Regions from separate parts of the Homo sapiens genome. Here region 1 is linked to region 2. The links are chromatin contacts, found by Hi-C in ENCODE. All regions are on one chromosome and are shown on one strand. Each heading gives the region's core, a stretch centred on a gene start or an enhancer-like site at or near the end of the contact. The rest is flanking DNA. Distances are from core to core; before and after follow the strand shown. Region 1 has its middle 280 kb from the start of REEP3. Region 2 has its middle 190 kb from the start of REEP3.

Region 1 (3,595 bases), core at 571-3,070, 87 kb before region 2:
AATGTGCCAAAATGATAACAGTGCGTGTTTCTGAATAAGCGTTTCTTCTGGCTGTATTCACAGTTTCCAAATCTTTAATAACAATCTTGTATTAATTTAATAGTTGGAAAAGCTCAACTTTAAAAAATCCATGGAAACCTTGATTATAGAGAAACTCACTAAAAAGCCACATTGACCAGGCAGCAAATGCCAAGGTTATTGCAAGGGGATGTTTTCTACCTCAGAGAGGAAAATTGAAAATTGAATTTGTTTTGCAAGATTTTGGTTTGGGAAACTTCAGCTGTGGAATCTGAAACCCTGTTTAAAAGATAAGCAGACAGAATAAGTGGGCTTTAAGCTATTGCAACAGTTAATTTCTAGCAATGATGATGCCATTTTATATTGGTGAAAATCTTCAGAGTTTATAAAGAGCTTGTCACAGCATAATGATTCTTGGTTTGAGACCCAGAAAACCTCAGTATGAATCTGGTCTCCACCTGTAGTAGGCTACAATGAATGGAAAGGCATTTTATAAACTGGAAAATGCTCTAAAAATGTCATTGTACGGGATATTATGATACAGGCAGTACATCACAGAGGTTTGATTTTCTTTTACAAATGAGAAAAAAACGGCACACAAAAACTACCGTGATTGTAGCATTAATTGTAGTAGGAAAAAACTTGAAACAACGTAAATATCCATCAGGAGAATGAGCAAGTAAGTTCTGAAAATGAAATGAATTAGAGCTATACAGATCAACAAGTATGAACCTCACAAACCTAATTCTGAAGCAAAAAAAATGCAGCTTTGGAACAATATATAGAGCATGTTATCATATTTAAAAACATCCAAACAGTATTCTTTATATCATTTTTAGTAAAAGTATAAAGACATCCATGGGAATGTAGGTACCAATACAGGACACAGGACTGTGCTTACCTGCCAGGGAAAGAGAAATGCAATCAGGGCTTTATGTTTTCTTAATTATGCTGAGAGTTGAATTATGCTGAGAGTTGAGAGTTACAGTGGTGTCCACTGTATCATCCTCTAAAAGTGAAATATTTCATCATTATTATTGACTGCTCACTATGTTTCTAGCATTATGCATTTTTCCATACTTTGTCACATTTAGTTCTCACCAAAGTCCTATAAGGAAGACCTTGCTATCCCATTTTCACAAGTGAGGATGCCAGCTCAGTCCTCTTCAATCACATGCCCAGGGTCACTCAGCTAGCACGTGGCAGTGGAAGGCCTAGGATTTCTTTCCATCTCATATCACTGCCTTCAAGGATCTTAAATAAAAATTCAGTAGCCCAGGAACTAGGCTTGGGAAGAGGTATCGGAATAGATTGCAACCCTTCTATAGTATGCATCCAACTCTGACTTTCCCTCCCTGAGCATTCTACGTGTTGGAAATACCACCTTAGAAGGAACACTGCATGTTCTCACTTATAAGTGGGAGCTGAATAATGAGAACACATGGACACATAGCAGGAAACAACACATATGCTGAGGTCTGTCAGAGGGGGAAGCGGGGGAGAGCATCAGGAAGAACAGCTAATGGTTGCTGGATGACGGGCTTACTAGGTGATGGGATGATCTGTGCAGCAAACCACAACGGCACACGTTTACCTATGTAATAAACCTGCACATCCTGTACATTTCCCCCTGAACTTAAAATAAAAGTTGAAGAAGAAACAAACAAACAAAAAAGGAGCTGCGGCTGTTTTTCCCAGTGAATGAACTTTTATCTTCTCAACAAAGAAGATACGACACAGCTACCTCTTTTACATTTAAGTTCCCATCACGTCAGGCAGCCTCCAGCCCCACCCCCGGAAGGAACACACAGTACTGCTGGATCTCTCTCCAGGAAGTAAATGTTTTCACAGGATGGTCATAGCTTTCCCACTCTCAGTCAAGGCTTTTTTCACACTGCTCGCTGTCTGTGGTTTTATTATTTATTTTCGTTTGAATGGGAGGAATGAATAATTGGCACTGAGTGGGAAATACATAGACTGTGTGACATAAATCCTGACTTGAGTCCAGTTCCATGGTCTCAGCCTGGACTTTGTTGTACTTCCAAGAACAACAGAGTTTAGGGGACTGTTATTACAAAGACGAACTTTCTGAGAGTTTACAAAATTCTTATTTTTCCCTATCAGTGGATTCACCACTTGAGGCCAGCAACAGCCTGCCACTTGTAAGACCGAGAAAGTTGAGTCTGTATTTTACCGTTGCTATATATTACAGCCTAGAGGGGATAGGATATAAAGGACCCTGTCCTGGGAACCAGGAGACCTGGCTTCTACTTCTAGATATTTCTTCTACCCACTTCTGCCTCAGTTTTTTTTTATTACTGAAACAACAAGGCTAGGCTCAATGAACTTCCAAGCTCCTTCCAGCACAACATCTATGGCTCCATAGATGCCATGTTGAAAGGACGCCTATCACATTACAACCCAGAGATCCTGTAACAATGCTCTTGGCTTTCTCCCCTGTGGTTATATAATTGTGAAGACAGTGGCCTGAAGATAAATAAGTTAGCCCAGGCATCTCTGAGCATCAAGGTCTTTGGGATTATTGTTATGTGCCAGGTACTAAGCTGAGTCCATCTTCTGAAACACAGAAAATGGTCAACATGGATTAGGTCAGTGCAGAGAGGTGGCATGAGATACACACTGAATGCTAGACAAGGTGAGTGGGACAGGCTTCTCATTTAAGTGGCCCTTGGAGGACAAAATTCAAAGCAGGAAGAAGTGGAGATGAGGCTGTGGTTACTAGATTAGAAATGTGGTCAAGACAGAATAATCCATGCCTTAAAAAACACTCAGAGAGAGGGACTCCAAACCCTGTTGGAGTCCAAGGACTTTTATTTCACAATGGTAAACTGATCCAGTAAACTCAGCCCTCCCTAAAATATTTTTTGACTCCCAAGGGTGTCTCACACTTGTCATGCCTGCCTTGTGCCTCATAGAACAAAGAGCCATCCTGTCACAAAAAATTATGCAGCACTATCGTTTCTTGAGCACCTGTGGGGTGACAGTACTATTTTTCTAATCTCCCCAACATTTCCACCTTTCTTCAAGATAGATTTTACAGACATCAAGGCTGAAGCAGGAGACTCGCTTGAACCTCGGAGCCAGAGGTTGCAGTGAGCTGAGATCGCGCCACTGCACTCCAGCCTGGGCGACAGAGTGGACTCCTTAAAAAAAAAAAAAGTTTTACAGACATCATTTTACAAAAGAGGAAACTGAGCCTCAAAGAATAAGTAAATCTTCATCTCCTCCACCCTGGTCTCTGTGGCTCAGCTCAAAATGATCTCTCCACCCTGTCTCTGGTCTAGCTCTTTGAAAACAAGGTTGGGATGTCACTCCGTCTGTGCAGCCCCCTTAACCCCTGTAGGAAATTAATCATTTTGTCATCTGTGGTCCCACATCACTTCTAGACCTCTCTTATATCTTTATGTTCCAAACTCTTACTCTTGACCAAATCATTTATCCAAGTCACTAAATAAACCTTTTAATACAACCCAAAATAAACATCCATTTTCAGATATTGACTGTACTATTCTACTGTAGGAAGAAAAAACATATACATAAAAAGGAAATATTAAAA
Region 2 (3,561 bases), core at 627-3,126:
CACCAGTGCACTCTAGCCTGGGAGAAAGAGTGAGACTCCATCTCAAAAAAAAAAAAAAAAAAAAAAAAACACCACACGAAGAACTGGCTGTCCCAGTGACCCACATTCCCAGTGGCAACAACTGACTTGAGTCAACTTGGGTAGAGGATGCCCCTTTTTGGGAAGACTCTTTCTCTTCAGTTTGCCACAATCCCCACCATTCTCTTATACTCCCTAAAACTGAGATACAAAGTCAGTTGCCACTTACCATGTTTTACTGGGCCTCCCTCCCTTATAACGTGACTGCTTGGCCCGTGAGGTGTATGGGAAAACAGGCCAGGTCCTTCCAGTCACCCCAGGAACAGTGAGGATGCATTACTCATAGATGAGGCTTAGGGTATTTGCTGGAAAAGCATGCATCTGAGTTTGGAGATAACTTGGAAGGTTAAATACGGAAAAGACTTTCAAAGATCATCTCATTCAAACTCTTCATTGTAGAAGAGGAAACTGAGGTCCCAGAGGCTGAGTGACTTGTATCACATCACACAGTGAATTTACAGAAAATCCCAGCTTAAAGCCCAAGTCTCTTAACTGCTGGCTCCTATCACTGTAATAACAGAAATGGGAAAAAGAAACAACTAGAGAGAAAGGAAGGAGAGTGGGGACACAATCTCCCTTCCCCCTCTCCCAGGCTGTGGCAGGCAGCCAACTGGAGCTTTCTGCATATTTAATTTAAATCTTTGTCTGCCCTGGCAAGGACAAAGTACAATCTGTTTTATGTAAAAAGTCTTCCCTGAGGAAAGCCTCGGCCTCCAGCTGCGAAACTGATTGATGTTCTTCAAGTCCCCAGGAAGCTCTGCTGGGATCCGAGGTTGCGGTTTCCAAAAAAAGAGTCTGTGAAAAGGAAGCACTGAAAACAACAACAACAAAATTTCCTTTATTGTGTTTCTCTCAACCTGGGAGAATTAGACTAAAACAAGGAGGGGGGTGTTGGGACATGCAAATACAGACTGTATTTTAAAAGCAGATTTCAGAGTCCCAGATGGGAGGGGTTTGGGATGGCAAGCTGCTGCCAGAGGGAGACTGGAGTCTTGTCTAGAAGCTTTATTTGCATAGCAAGCACTTTGCTTTTACTTAGATTGCCTGTTCCAATCAATAAAGCTACTAAAATGTTCTGAAGATGCTTTATCCACACTTGAGGAAAGACTGAAAGCATCAATATCCAATAGTGTCACTAGTGATGTTTTATTTGGAATGTTTGGGAAATGTTCTAATAGAGATTAAAATCCATCTTATTTTGTGGGTTTCCTGATACTGTATTTTGGAGAACCAGATCTGGGGTGGCATTTCTTGCAAAACCAAAGCCAGTTTTGAAATCCAGTCTCAGAGTCATCTCTGAATGTTTCTGGATTGTTACAGCCAGGGCATCTCCTGCCAGATTTCTGCTCCATCCCATATGACATCTACTTTAACCTGAGGCCTTATGCACAGATAGCAACACTGAAGTGCCCCCAGAAGACCCAAAGAGGGCAAGACCACTACAAAAGTTTTGAGGATGATGGAAGTTTCACCCCGGAGGACTGGTTTTTCCCACTGGTCCCTGGCCCTGCCTGGGGCAGCCCGTGTATCAGGCTGGAAGGAGGGCATGGGTGACAGTGCAAGGTTCTGCCTTCACCTTCTGGCTCAGCAGCCAAACTTCAGTGTGAAGCCAGAACAAAGCTATTGCCAGGTCAGGGCTAAGGAGCTCGAGCCTGTCTTGGGGTGGAGCCAGGACCCAGAAACCACTGCCATGAGCCACCAGCTGGCTCTGATCCCAGGAACATGTGCAGCTGCTGCACAGGCCAGACTAGTCCTGAAGACTGTCACTGTGCCAGCCCCTCCATTAGGCCTCCCGGTCTCTGCTCTCATCAGGCTCACACCCAATGCCCCGTGTGTACTTTGGCATCTGCCTGCCTTTAGATGTCCTGGGATGACTGAATAAACCTTCAGAAAAGCCATGTGACCTGCTGATTCTTATCTTTCTGGACATCACACCTTTGTTCTAAAACTCCTTAGAGGTCAAAGTGTATAGATCCAAATCTCTGAAGTTCCTTGGTATGATGAAAATGAAGGAATAAACAATTTCCCTTAACTCTGTGTGGTCTAATTTAAGGGCCTTTCATTAGTACTCACAGGAAAAACACAGGCACCATGGCAGCGGAAACAGAAATCCCTCCCCACATGCCCTGATGGTGGGGGCAAAACCCATGAATGGCCACATTCACAGCTGTTTCTAGAAGTGCTTCCTGGTATCGTGGGCATTAAGCTTCAGTAATAAAGTTAACAGCAATACAGTCATACTGGAAAAAGGTCAAAAGGAGGAAAACCTTTATTTAAAATATTATGCTGTTCTTTTTACAAACTAGGTCATCTTCTGTATCAGTAGCTATTCCTCAAGGCATTCGGTCCCACTGACCCTTTAAGAACTTATTTTAAAAAATCGGGCTGCTTCTTACCCCAATTTTGTTTCTTCCCAAATGTGTTAGGCACTCTCCAACCTGGATACAAATTCCAGCATTTTGACAAGGTGTACCTAGTCCTCTTCAGATTCTCTTATCACCAGGGAAAGGCCTGTACAACTGCTCAGTAAGCCTTGGCCGTAAGGTATGCTCCCTAATACAGAATAAAGGGCAGGATGCCACAGTGCGGCCAGCAGGCTCAGTCCCATGGAGAGCAGCCCAGTACGGCTTAAGCTGTAAAGACAAGTAAGACAAGGTCTCTGTGCTCAGGAAACTGGTAATCTAGGGGAGGCCGTGGATGTGTTGCTTAACAAGGTGATAAGTGCATGCTAGCAGTGTGAACCAAGTGCCATGGGAACTCTGAGGAAGCAATGATTAATTATGCAGGGTATGGGGATTAAAGATCTGGGAATGTTTTCCAGAGAGAGAAACAGTGGAGCTGAAACAGATGATGAGCAGGCTTTGATCATGACAAAATTTGGGGGACAGAGTGCTCAGCAAGATACATTCCAGGAAGACGCATGGTGCAAAAGTCTTCCAGACACTGAAAGCTTTTGTTACATGAAATGCTTGGAGCACAGCAGGTCATCCAGGACAGTTGGAGTTTACAGTATAAGGTGGAGGGTGACACGGAAAGACCAAATAGTTGGGTTGGGCCAGATGGTGACTCTCGGACAACCAACTCCTTGGACTTTACCCTGAAGGCAGTGGTGAAGCAGATGAAGGATTTTAAGCAACTGGCTGGGTCAAGGGTTTAGTTTGGTGTATGACAAGCAAAGTTGTCTAAAAGGGACTCTGGGAGGTCACTTGGGGTGGCTTGGACAAGCCAAGTGGAACAGGGGCTTCCCCCCTTCTCCCAGTGGGGTGGGCTGCCCTAAATTTAGCTTCCCACAGAACTGGCAGTTTCTTTCCCACCCTACTCATATGAGCTACCACTCTCCACAGTCCTCAAATCTCCAGAACTGGAAAGCTGGCTTTCCCAGACAACTTCTCAGAACATCTAACACATAACTCAGACTGCCTGGTGCCCCAGTACCTATTTCCATCCCCACTGATAAGTTGTTCTGATCCTCTCTCCACATGG

Evidence for each region. A loop is a pair of places that touch in the nucleus more often than their neighbours do. Pooled maps may share reads with other maps.
Region 1: a map of endothelial cell of umbilical vein shows a loop between it and region 2 (8-fold over the local background). The contact joins two enhancer-like sites. A Hi-C loop is called at or near these places in 6 of 168 maps with a recorded cell type or tissue (aorta, ascending aorta, chondrocyte and 3 more) and 8 of 50 pooled maps.

What each region holds. Positions count from the first base shown.
Region 1 is chr10:63,797,641-63,801,235 of GRCh38, reverse strand. No RefSeq gene overlaps it. Among named protein-coding and RNA genes, the nearest start is that of REEP3, 280 kb to the right of the region's middle. Within about 2 kb of position 1,820, at least 14 of the 41 ENCODE cell types and tissues checked have a DNase peak (open chromatin) inside an H3K27ac peak, as active enhancers do; they include ascending aorta, endothelial cell of umbilical vein, heart right ventricle and 1 more, where a contact is called at or near this core.
Region 2 is chr10:63,710,711-63,714,271 of GRCh38, reverse strand. No RefSeq gene overlaps it. Among named protein-coding and RNA genes, the nearest start is that of REEP3, 190 kb to the right of the region's middle. RefSeq lists an enhancer at 318-996. Within about 2 kb of position 1,876, at least 33 of the 41 ENCODE cell types and tissues checked have a DNase peak (open chromatin) inside an H3K27ac peak, as active enhancers do; they include ascending aorta, endothelial cell of umbilical vein, heart right ventricle and 1 more, where a contact is called at or near this core.